Linked DNA regions of Homo sapiens: all the other regions are linked to region 3. A link is a contact called in ENCODE Hi-C or POLR2A ChIA-PET data. All regions are on one chromosome and are shown on one strand. Each heading gives the region's core, a stretch centred on a gene start or an enhancer-like site at or near the end of the contact. The rest is flanking DNA. Distances are from core to core; before and after follow the strand shown.

Region 1 (4,231 bases), core at 982-3,481, 44 kb after region 3:
GCTGGAGTGCAGTGGCAGATCTTGGCTCACTGTAACCTCTGCCTCCCAGGTTCAAGCAATTCTCCTGCCAGCCTCCCAACAGCTGGGATTACAGGCACGCACCAACATGCCCGACTAACTTTTGTATTTTTAATAGAGACGGGGTTTCGCCATGTTGGCCAGGCTGGTCTCGAACTCCTGACCTCAAGTGATCCTTCTGTCTCAGCCTCCCAAAGTGTTGGGATTACAGGCATGAGCCACCGCTCCGGCCTCTTGTTTTCCTTTGTATCTCCAGCATGTTGGCACTCCATGAATAATTGTTAAGTGAATAGATGGCTGAAAACCTCCCAACAGAGGTGTAGGGGATGAGGAAAGAAATAAGTAAATACAATGGAATACATGGAACAGTTAATGGCATATTAAGGAGACACAAATTGAAACCCCGGAGGTCATGTAGTGAAAGATGCTTGTTTAATATTTCAACAAGCTCCTCTGAGCTCAGCCCAGTTCCTACCCTCTTCAGAAAGCCTCTAGGCCTTGGGCCTCAGGCTATGGCATTTGGGGTTTCCCTGGAAAAGTGCTCTCTATCAGTGTGAATATCAGTCTACCCTGTTGTGAGCAGGACAGAGTGGAGCAGGGAGAGGGGCAGTTGAAGTTTCTACCATATCCCAGGAACATCAGGAAACCCCCTGCTCTGCAGAATCAGATGGACTCCCAGAAGGTTGGGAGTCCCATCTGTGGAGGTCTTTCACACCAGCCCACTGCCCTTCTGGAATAGGGGAGGCTTTCTCCCCAAGACACAACAACTTGTCACCACCATGGCAAGGAAGGTTCTACTCTCCAGTGGCCAAGCACATGGCTAGAAAATCTGTCTACAAAAACCTGAACTTGTCTTGAGGTCTCCCTTCCTCCACCAGTTGAGAACTCTCCCCTGGTACTATCTCTCAAACCAGTGCCTCTGGCCACATTCCCAGCCTTGCCTGGTCCTGTCCAGCCACAGCTAGAGCCTCCCGGCTAGCCTCCCACCCATCAGTGTCCCTTGTGCTCCAGTTTTTCCACTCCCCAGCCAAATCCTCATCCCTAACATCATGAAACCTGGCTTTTATGCAGCACCCCTAAGAAGGCAGGGTCTGGCTTCTGTGCCTTTCTCAGAGCCTGCCCTGGAGATTAGCATGTAATCACTGTTAAATAAAAGGACAAAACAATCACTGGATTTGCAAATTGAACAATTTGCTATCCAAGGTCTTCCTTATGGAATAATTCATTGGACAAGTACTATCAAGTGCCAGTGATATGCCACGCACTGTGCCAGATAAACCTGAAGGACAGGGTCCCTTAAATTCATGGAGCTCATGATCTCTGATCCATATCTAACACTTCCCTAAACAAATTATTTTCACAGCTCCCCAAAAACATCCATGGATCGTTCTTTACTTTTATTCAGTGCAAATGTTTATTTCAGCACCTATGATGTACTAGCATGATGCTAAACTATAGCTTTTAATTTAGTCCTCAAAAGACTCCTCCAAGGAAGGTAGCACTGGCTCCACTTTGTACCTGGGGAAAATGAGATGAGGTAACTCCCAGTTCCACATCTGCCCACTAGCAAGTGGAGTCAGCATTCCAGCCCAGGCCTGCCTCTCTTAGCGTCCAACCCTGTCCTCCTGGAGCTCTATTACCTGGCAAGAAGTATTTGACCCTCCAGGGATGGGGGCATTCCAGTCCAGATAAACACCTGGAGCCTAGCAGGCATTCACTGGTGTGGGGGGTGGGGGGCGGGGGGGCAAGAGGGGTTGGGCGCGGTGGGGGTGGCTGGGGGAGCTGTTGCATTTGACTGGGGAACTGGAAATAAAGATATTGAGAGAGAAAACCGGGAGAGATGGGAAGTTGCTGTTTGCAGAGTTTCATGAATTGCTTATCTCTACATCCCCAAACCTTAGTCCTCAGCATTTCTCATTGTCACTTCTAATAACACATTTCCTTATTTTATTATGGGACTGCTTTATACATGTTGCTGAATGGAAGCTCCCTGAAGTGCCTGGATGTTAGGTGGCTTGTCCAAGCTCCCTTGGTTAGTAGTGGGCCGGGACTAGAATCCAAGCTTACTTTCCAGATTACATAGAAGGAGGTGCAGAAGACCGGAATCTCCTCCCCCTTCCCCCCCTCCCCCCACCCCCCCCCACCCCGCCACAGCTCAACTGTGAGCTGGAGGCTGAACAAAGACAGAACTTCCTGGATCTAGATGAGTCACTGGTTTGTTCTTCCCTAGCCACCTCCAGAAAGCCATGCTGAACATGCCATTTTCCTCACTTGGACTCAGTGGTGGGGAGCCTGACCACGTCTTCTCACCTCCAAGACGGGGCAAGGAGTTGGCTAATGGCCCAGCTTCATTCCTGGGGCATCTACCTTTGAAAATGTGTGCTCCTACTTGGAGCTCTTTAGCATGACTGCTCTCTTTACACATGAGGGGACTGGGGTCCTGAATGATTGACTCACCAAAGACAAAGTCAGTCCCAGGAGAAGCGAGAGCTGGCTGAGGTCTTACAAATCCAAGTTCCTGGTATCTCCTACTCTAAAATGCTGCCGCCTCCCATTCCAGCTTATATTTTCCCCCAAACTCTCTTTGCCTCCATTTTGTCCAGGCAGTGAATCTTGAGGTACTGAGTGACAGGAAGAATGTGGAAAACAGTCAGCTTTAATCCAGCCATTCTGCTCCTAGACATTCACCCAAGAGAGGAAAAACACCTATCTTCAAAAAGACTTAGACATGTTTTTTTTTTTTGTTTTTTTTTTTTTTTTTTTTTTTGCTGTGTTTGTTTTTTAGAGACAGAGTCTTGCTCTGTCGCTCAGGCTGGAGTGTGCAGTGGTGCGATCTCAGCTCACGGCAACCTCTGCCTCCTGGGTTCAAGCAATTCTTCTGTTTCAGCCTCCTGAGTAGCTGGGATTACAAGCGTGTGCCACCATGCCCGGCAAATTTTTGTATTTTTAGTAGAGATAGGGTTTTGCCGTGTTGGCCAGGCTGGTCTTGAACTCCTGACCTCAGGTGATCTGCCTGCCTCACCCTCCCAAAGTGCTGGGATTACAGGCATGAGCCACCGCACCCGGCCTTTCTCTGTATTTTTATTTGTAATAATCAAAAACTGAAAACAGTCCAGGTGTCAACTGACAGATGAATACGCAAATTGTGGTAGATCCATGCAACAGGTTATTACTCATCAATAAAAAAGAACAAACTAGCCGGGCGCAGTGGCTCGTGCCTGTAATCCCAGCACTTTGGGAGGCTGAGGCAGGCAGATCATGAGGTCAGGGGTTCGAGACCAGCCTGACCAACATGGTGAAACGCCATCTCTACTAAAAATACAAAAATTAGCTGGACGTGGTGGCCCACACCTATAATCCCAGCTACTCGGGAGGCTGAGGCAGGAGGATCGCTTGAACCTGGGAGGCGGAGTTTCCAGTGAGCCGAGATCGCGCCACTGCACTCCAGCCTGGGCGACAAAACAAGACTCTGTCTCAAAAAAAAAAAAAAAAAAAGGAACAAACTACCGATCCATATGACCGCATGAATGAAGCTTAAGAAATTATGTTGAGTGAAAGAAGCTAGAGACAAGAGTACATGCCATATGACTCTGCTTACACGATGTTCTAGATCATGCAAAACTAGAAATCAGGTCCATGTTTGCTTGCAGGGGCTGGAAGGATAGGAAGATGCACAGAGGACAGAAGGAGAAGACGATTACTTGGAAAGGGGCATGAGGAAAGTTTTTTGGGTTCATCTTAAAAATGTTCCATATCCTGCTTTTTGGGTTTTGTTTTGTTTTGTTTTTTTGAGACAGAGTCTCTCTCTGTCGCCCAAGCTGGAGTGCAGTGACAGGATCTCGGCTTACTGCAACCTCTGCCTCCTGGGTTCAAGCAATTCTCCTGCCTCAGCCTCCTGAGTAGCTGGGATTACAGGCTCCCACCACCATGAACAGCTAATTTTTTGTATTTTTAGTAGAGACGGGGTTTCACCATGTTGGCCAGGCTGGTTTTGAACTCCTAACCTCAGGTGATCTGTCTGCCTCAGCCTCTCAAAGCACTGGGATTACAGGTGTGAGCCACTGTGCCCAGCGAAAAATGTTCCATATCTTGATAGGTGTGTAGGTTACACAGATGTAAGCATTTGTTAGAACTGACCAAATTGTACACAAGATCTGTGCACTTGGATATCATAAGTTCTAACTACATTTGAAAGATGGGGGAAAAGGTAGTA
Region 2 (4,235 bases), core at 334-2,833, 54 kb before region 3:
CACTGCAAGCCCTGCCTCCCAGGTTCACGCCATTCTCCTGCCTCAGCCTCCCCAGTAGCTGCGACTACAGGCTTCTGCCACCTCGCCCCGCTAATTTTTTGTATTTTTAGTAGAGATGGAGTTTCACCGTGTTAGCCAGGATTGTCTCCATCTCCTGACCTTGTGATCCGCCCGCCTCGGCCTCCCAAAGTGCTGAGATTACAGGCATGAGCCACTGCGCCCAGCCTCCCCTGCCCATTTTTAATCTTTTTCTAGGGCCAGAACCCTGGAAGATGCAAGGAGACAAAGGAAGGGTGTCATCTAGCTCTGCACTCCCGTGTGTGTGTCTAACATGTGGCACACTGTGTTTGCGGGGCATTTCTTCTATTTCATGACCTGATTAATCAAATTTTCACTATGCATATACTTTTCCTTTGGAGTCACGATGCATCTTTAGAAGCCATACCAACTTTTCCTGTGCAGTAAGGTGGAAACAGTAAGAGCCTGGGAATCAGGCAAAACCAGATTTTGAATCCTAGCTCTAAACTCTGAGCAAGTGACCTGTACCTTACTTTCTTCATCTGAGTAATGGGAAAAACAATGAGCTCCTCATGGAGAAATAATTTAATAGCTGAAGATCGTTTGAGACAGTTCCTGGCATGCAAAAGTCTTAAAGATAATGTAACTAGTGTTGACTAGCCATTTAGAGAGGAAAAGATTGGGCTTAGAGCCAGATTGCTAGAGCCTGAGCATGTTGGCTTGTCACTTACAGCTATGAGACCTTGGGCGGGTCACTTCAGCTCTGTTTCCTTATTCCCTAAGATGGGAATAATGAGAGTGCTGCTTTGTGGGTAGTCGTGAGGAATGAATGAGTTAATCCACATACAGGACCTAGAACAGCACCTGTCACATAGTAAATTCTCAATAAAAATCTTAGCCATTATGATCCCTAGGCTCTGAAGTAAAAAATTATTTCCCCTATCTCATAAGGTTGTTGGGAGGTTTATATGAGACAACCTATAAAAGTACTTACGGCCAGGTGGGGTGGCTCATGCCTGTAATTCCAACACCCTGGGAGACAGAGGTGGGCAGATTGCTTGAACCCAGGAGTTTGAGACCAGCCTGGCCAACAAAGTGAGACCCTATCTCCACAAAAAAAAAAAAAAAAAAAAAATTAAAAATTAAAAAAGTGCTTAGCAGAGCTCTCAGCTCATCTTAAGTCCTCAAAATTAGGTATTAACTTGATGATTATTATTACTATGATTATTAGTTCACTATATTGAAAAGTTCTGTAGTAAAAGACAGCTTTCTATGTTTCTAACAATAATTATTTAGTATTAGTAATTAATTAAATACTATCACTAGTTAGCAAAATCAGCATTTTCACATATGGCTGCTAAAAAAGTGAATTGAAAAGGGCTACACTAATATAATTAAAGCATAAAACTTATTAGCCTTTTTGGAAATTTCCTACTTTACTACTTTCTAACTCTTTATAATACAAATTTTCTGAGTTTTCTACAGTTTGTCATATGAGTTCGGTAAAGATATATTTATTTCCTTCAAAGTAATTTGAGTCAGTCCCTTGGTATTCAGCTAAGTTGAACTCCGGTATTTTGGAACAGTATCTGTTGACACAAATATATTTGGCATCACTGGGGAATTTAAAACTACATACAGACAGTGTCATGATCCCTCAAACTCAAGGGGACAGTACTATTACAGAGGACAAGAGTTGTTAAAAAGCTTTATGTTGTCATTTCTATACTGAACATATGGCATTCTAGTTTCTGGTAGGAAGTGGCAGTTACAAAGACTAAACTATAGTTTTGCAAACATTCTAAACAAGGTATTTAGGATTGCTCAAGAAAATAAGCATGAGGATCTGGTAAGATACACATCGAGACACGTGCAACCTCTCATTCACCTTCTATCTGATCCTGAGGTGACTGCATGGGGTAAAAATCAGTTCCCTCGCTCACTTTAGCCCAGACACATATCTGATTCTCACCAACCTTGAAGATATGGGCTCGTGCTCGAGATTTTGTTTGGGTTCTGCCTAGGTATTTCTAGTCTCAGAAATTCCCTGATGGCTAAATTAAATGAAAAATCTAAGAATTCAGAAACTGACAGGCCCGGGAAGAATATTTGTGACTCTGAATCTTTTGCAACAACATTTTGTTTTTCTAAGTAAAGAAGTAATCTGAGGCGGCCCTTAGTGCTGAATGACCAGACTTTGTCACCTTGCCTCGGTTTCAGGTTTTCATAGGGCCTTCCAGAGGTCAAGAGAGGCACTGTCCACTTCCATATTAAACAAAAACCAAAAAGAAGAAGAAAAAGATATGCCAAAATAGGGTTACAAGATTTGTCGTGTATTTTAAACATCAGTATTTAACAAGTAAGCAATTCCAACATCCACATGCACACACACATTCAGTTCAGTGTAATTATTATATTCCCAAAGTGACTGGGGGGTTATTAGGGGGTTTATTTAAAATATTGGTTCATAGTTCATGAGAGGTGAGACAGTAATGAGACAGAGAGCTGAAGTTGGTCGATGCCATCTTCTTTCTTCAAACCTGCCAGTGCTTCTATTTAACTGTGGGTGTGACCTGGTGGCACTGAGGCCCTTGGTGATAGTGAGGCCCAGAGCTAGTGGCCTCCTGATGTCCCCTTTTCAGTCTCAAGATGTTTGCTCCTGGAAATGTCCAGCTTAATTAGATAGGCACCACTGCCTATCATTTCTTTTTTTAGATAGAGTCTTGCTCTATCGCCCAGGCTGGAGTGCAGTGGCACGATAATTGCTTACTGCAGCCTTGACCTCCAGGGCTCAAGCTATCCTCCACCTCAGCCTCTCCAAGTGCTGGCATTACAGGTGTGGGCCACCGTGCCCAGCCCTACCTATCTTTTTTTTTTGAGACAGAGTCTTGTTCTGTCGCCAGGCTGGAGTGCAGTGGTGCAATCTCGGCTCACTGCAACCTCTGCCTCCCAGGTTCGAGCAATTCCCCTGCCTCAGCCTCCCGAGTAGCTGGGACTACAGGCACGCACCACCATGCCTGGCTTAATTTTTTATATTTTAGTGGAGACAGGGTTTCACCATGTTGGCCAGGATGGTCTCGATCTCCTGACCTCATGATTCGCCCACCTCGGCCTCCCGAAGTGCTGGGATTACGGGCATGAGTGCTAGGATTACAGGTGTGAGTCACCGCATCCAGCCCCTACCTGTCTTTTTAGTGTCACCTTTCTTCTGTGGTCAAGTGAGCAGATGGGCCCAAGAACCTGGGCTCTTACTAATGGCATTTTTTGTTTTTTATTGTTATTTTTTCCAATTCACGTGCCCTGAGTTTGATCCCTTGTTTTTGTTGAATAACTGTCAAAAGCAGCCTGGAGTGGAAGGACAAGTGTATGTAGATGGAGTTGATTGGCCTTGGGGTGGGCAGTTTGGGGGAGGATGTGGAGAGACTTTGAGCAGAAGGAAGCAAAAAAAGTACATACACCCTGTATTAGTCAGGGTTCTCTAAAGGGACACGACTAATAGGATAAATGAATATGTGAAGGGGAGTTTATTAGGAGAATTGACTCACATGATCACAAGGTGAAGTCCCATAATTGGCTGTCTGCAAGCTGAGGAGCCAGGAAGCCACTCCAAGTCCCAAAACCTCAAAAGTAGGGAAGCCAATAATGCAGCCTTCAGTCTGTAGCCGAAAGCCCGAGAGCCCCTGGCAAACCACTGGTGTAAGTCCAAGAGTCCAAAAGCTGAAGGACTCAGAGTCTGATATTCAAAGGCAAGAAGCATCCAGCACGGGAGAAAGATGGAAGCTAAAAGACTCAGCCAGTCTGCTCTTTCCGTGCCTGCTTTTATGCTGGCAGCTGATTAGATGGTGCCCACACAAATTGAGGGTTTGTCTGCCTCTCCCAGCCCACTGACTCAAACGTTAATCTCCTTTGGCAACACCCTCACAGACACACCCAGGAACAATACTTTGCATCCTCCAATCCAATCAAGTTGACACTCAATATTAACCATCACACATCCTTAAAGGAAGCTATTGATGCAGGCTCCTTCCGTAAGAGAAGACCCCTGAGTATCATAAAAGGGGTCTTGAGACTTATCTCAAAGTCTCCCAAGAGGAGCATGCTGGTCAAAGTTTGGTCCAACTCTGAGCTGTGTTATTTCCCACAAAGCCATTACCACTGAGTTGATGGACATTTCCAAACTGGGCAGAGCACTCATGACTTTTCTCCCAAACCTGACT
Region 3 (3,727 bases), core at 44-2,543:
GAAAAGGATTGTTCTGGGAGCCATTCTTCTTGCCTCCAAGGTTTGGGACGATCAGGCTGTATGGAATGTGGACTACTGCCAGATCCTCAAGGACATTACAGTTGAGGACATGTGAGTTTGTAAGGTTTTGGTGAACTTTCTAACCATTTTCCAGTATCTTATTCCTATAAAGTTAACAATTTAAGGAATATTTTTAAAGGTTACATTATGCAGATAATGGAAATAGGCATAAGACTATATCTGTCTATCTTTAGTATAACAGTTCACAATAGAGCAAGACTGTCTCAAAAAAAAAAAAACTAACTTCATATTTTCCATCATTACTTGGTAGGTTTTGATGTGTAATAATCTGCTTGATAAATTGAAAAATATTTTTTGGGTGGTTTTTGGCAAAAATCTTACAAGTATACTACCAGAACAACATAGCACAGTAAATATCTTTATTTTATTTTATTTTTTGTTTTGAGACGGAGTCTTGCTCGGTTGCCTAGGCTGGAGTGCAGTGATGCAGTCTCGGCTCACTGCAAGCTCCACCTCCCAGGTTCAAGCGATTCTCCTGCCTCAGCTTCCTGAGTAGCTGGGATTACAGTGGGATTACAGGCATGCGCCACCATGCCTGGCTAATTTTTGTATTTTTAGTAGAGACGAGGTTTCACTGTGTTGGTCAGGCTGGTCTTGAACTCCTGACCTTGTGATTCGCCCGCCTCCGTCTCCCAAAGAGCTGGGATTACAGGCATGAACCACTACGCCTGGCCTCTTTATGGCTTTTAAAAAGTTATCTGCCAGTTCAAGCTCCTTTCTCTTTTTCATTCATTCATTCATTCATTCATTTATATCTTTTCATGTGACCAGTAGGGTATAAACAGCCCTTAAAGGGCATATGTCTGGCCTTTGAAATAATTGTTTGGCCACTATTAGGTCTTAGGGCCTCTGGACTATTGAGAAGTTACGTAGCTTCAACCTGAGTCACACATTGTATATTTGCTTTTGCTAGTCTTTCCACATTTTATCTGAAGGTCTGTTTTTACAGAAGCCTTGAGATATGAAGATCCCTGTGCCCCTGACCCCTCCCCATTAGGAGTGTTTTTTGTATTTAGAAATTGGTCTCCTGAGTTAGGAAGCTCCAGCGTTCCCCTCAGGCGGTCTGAGAAGCACTGCTGGGGCATCATCCAACGCTCACCACACTCGAGAGGCTCCCTGGGCACTCGGACAACCACAGCACCACTTTGGGGGCCTTGAGTTACCTATGAGAGTGCAAGGATCCTTGCTGAGTCATGGAGTTCCTCACAGATGGCACCAATATGACCCTGAAACAGCAGCTTCATCAGGGTTCCTTCCAGGCTGGCCTCGTGTCGGCCGTGAAGGGAAGGGCCTTGGAGCTTGGTAGGCAGGCTGAGCCAGGGAGGCATTTCCAGCAAAGGCTCTCAGGGTGCCCACCAGACAGTGAGAATGGCTTTGTGGGTGGCATTTAGAAAAATATGAAGGAGCACCTCTTGATGATGTTGAGCAGCAGAGGAAGATCAAGGTCATGACAGGCAGTGGCAAGAGTTTGTTTTTATTGCCTTTGCCCATTACTCCATATGACTGTCATTCAGAATTACCATACCATATATTCACAACTGAAGTGAGGATACTTGTGACTAAAAAGGAACCAGTAATTGTGGTAGCTGTTGAAGTGGCTTCTGGTGAAGTTGACCACTTTACTGTTTACCGAACAGCCCTAGTGATATTGCTGGTAGCCGTTTTAGCAAAGGGTGTGACAGCAAATGAATTTGAAACAAATGGAAGTACTTTTGGAAATTGCAGAAACTAAAGTGACTTTGATCACTGCTGTCATCCGTCTGCAAACTGGTTTCTTGAAGGAAGCAAAATTTATTATTATGAACACTTAGCCCTACCATGATGGCAGCTAAAATGTTCTCAAAACCTGCAACTGAACTGACTGGTGCTCTAGTTCAAGATACAGTATCAGAGAACCTGCAGGGAAATGTGCAGGTTTCTACAGATGTAAGCTTCAGGAGCAGTGGTGGCAGGGGCCAGCTCCAAGAAGACCAGTTCTAAATAGTGCTGTTTGTGTATGCCCAGGGAAGCACCAGGAGCTATGCTACAAACAGGCTGCTTTTGTTTATGATCTTTGGAAAGCATTTCAACAAACTGTTTAATATACATTTGTCTCATCCCCCTGCTGTTGACTATTTGTAGTGGTCTCATTTTGAGTCTAAATTGAAACAATTTTAAATTGGTGTCTATCAGGTTTTTCTTAAAAATTTTCAACAGCTACATGTCCTGTTAGAATATATTTCCCTTTAAAAGAATAAGTTAAACTGAGCAGCTGCTATTCAGACGGTTTGCTGTGCCTGTAAAGGGTATGCTATTCAGCCACCTAGCCATTTAAAAAAAAACAAAAAACCTAGAAGATGCATATTCTGTAAGCATAATGCTTTTCTTCAGTGATTAAACCTCTATTAATATGTGTGTTAATCCTATGAAGTACTATATTTCTACACAGTTAAAATGTATTAGTGGAAAAAATATAAAAGGGATTGTGAAGTGCATTTATTGCTGTAGTAAATTAAGTCCTGGTTAGCTGATTATCAAAACATTATCTGATTTACATTTCTATAGGCTTATGGACATATGAACAGGAAATTAATTTTGGAAGTAGGTTCAGTTGGGTTTTTAAGCTCAGCAAATGAGAAAACCACATCTCTGCTCATATTAACTGCTCTCCATACAGGAGATCATCAAGCATTTGTTGACTTACCCAGTGGATAAAATATTAAAACTTTGAAACCAAGAAACCAAATATGTTGTTTAGGTATTTATCATTTTTATACAGTTAACTCCTTATAGGGATTACTGTGAAAGTGGTTAAGATTTTCTCTAGTTTTATGTTTATTTGCTTAAGCATTTGGCAAGGGCAGCTGTGTGGTCATGTAGCCGACTACTACTCCCAGCCCTTTCCTCTCCCATTGCATTCAGCTCACTCCTACATTCTGTTCTGACCAGGACGGTAGATACTGAGCACCTCAGGGTTTCATTCCCAACTCAGAAGAAACACTGAGTTTTTAAGTCCAGTGACCTACCATAAGTCATATCATAAAATGGGTTTAGTCTAGCCAAGACATCCACCTTTGATCTTTCTGCCTTCCAAAGTTTAAAGAGTATCCTCACCCTGTCATAGTGACAATTTCTCACCTTCATAATATTAAAGTGAGCAGAAACTTGCATTATGCCCTTTGACATAGCCTCATGCGCCGGGACAGGGGGAGGGGATTCCCTTCCCCTGTAATGTAGCTTGCTTATTTATTTATTTGAGATGAATCCTTGTTGCCTCAAGAGTTTTTCCCCCTCAGAGATAATAGCAGTGGCTCTTGATGGATCCATTTGTTGCCGTGGTGATATGCCTACTCCTTTTGTTGGTGCTTCTCTACTTCAATAAGCCCCTTCCTGTTATCAGCCTGGTGAAAATGTCTGCAAGTTCTTCAGAGCTAATAAACAGCATACATCATTCCTTTCATCTGATCACTATAGTGGGGCCTTGTGAGTGAGCGTGAAGTATGAATTGTACAGCTGCACTAATGGAACTCTGAAGAATGAGGCCCGAGTCAGCAGCACAAGTGCATCGGAGGCCGTAACCTTCAACCTTCATCCCAGTTCCAGAGTGCTGGGATGCAGAAGGGACCACAAGTAACTGTACCTTATGTGAACATTAGTATGTTAATAC

The links. Hi-C counts contacts between places; a loop is a spot of excess contacts on that map. ChIA-PET counts read pairs that join two places held with the same protein, here RNA polymerase II (POLR2A). Pooled maps may share reads with other maps.
Region 1: POLR2A ChIA-PET joins it to region 3 with 14 read pairs in HepG2. The contact joins two enhancer-like sites. A Hi-C loop is called at or near these places in 2 of 50 pooled maps. POLR2A ChIA-PET finds 5 or more read pairs at or near these places in 2 of 52 experiments (HepG2 and K562).
Region 2: a map of CD4-positive, alpha-beta T cell shows a loop between it and region 3 (1.9-fold over the local background). The contact joins two enhancer-like sites. A Hi-C loop is called at or near these places in 6 of 168 maps with a recorded cell type or tissue (CD4-positive, alpha-beta T cell, Caco-2, GM12878 and 3 more) and 10 of 50 pooled maps. POLR2A ChIA-PET finds 5 or more read pairs at or near these places in 5 of 52 experiments (A549, B cell, HepG2 and 2 more).

The regions. Positions count from the first base shown.
Region 1 is chr2:207,790,145-207,794,375 of GRCh38, forward strand. No RefSeq gene overlaps it. Among named protein-coding and RNA genes, the nearest start is that of FZD5, 22 kb to the left of the region's middle. Within about 2 kb of position 2,232, at least 6 of the 41 ENCODE cell types and tissues checked have a DNase peak (open chromatin) inside an H3K27ac peak, as active enhancers do.
Region 2 is chr2:207,693,273-207,697,507 of GRCh38, forward strand. No RefSeq gene overlaps it. Among named protein-coding and RNA genes, the nearest start is that of CCNYL1, 16 kb to the right of the region's middle. Within about 2 kb of position 1,584, at least 2 of the 41 ENCODE cell types and tissues checked have a DNase peak (open chromatin) inside an H3K27ac peak, as active enhancers do.
Region 3 is chr2:207,747,103-207,750,829 of GRCh38, forward strand. It overlaps CCNYL1 (cyclin Y like 1), which reads left to right. Exons shown (of 10, transcript NM_001330218.2): 8 at 1-111. Among named protein-coding and RNA genes, the nearest start is that of MIR4775, 5.8 kb to the right of the region's middle. Within about 2 kb of position 1,294, at least 3 of the 41 ENCODE cell types and tissues checked have a DNase peak (open chromatin) inside an H3K27ac peak, as active enhancers do.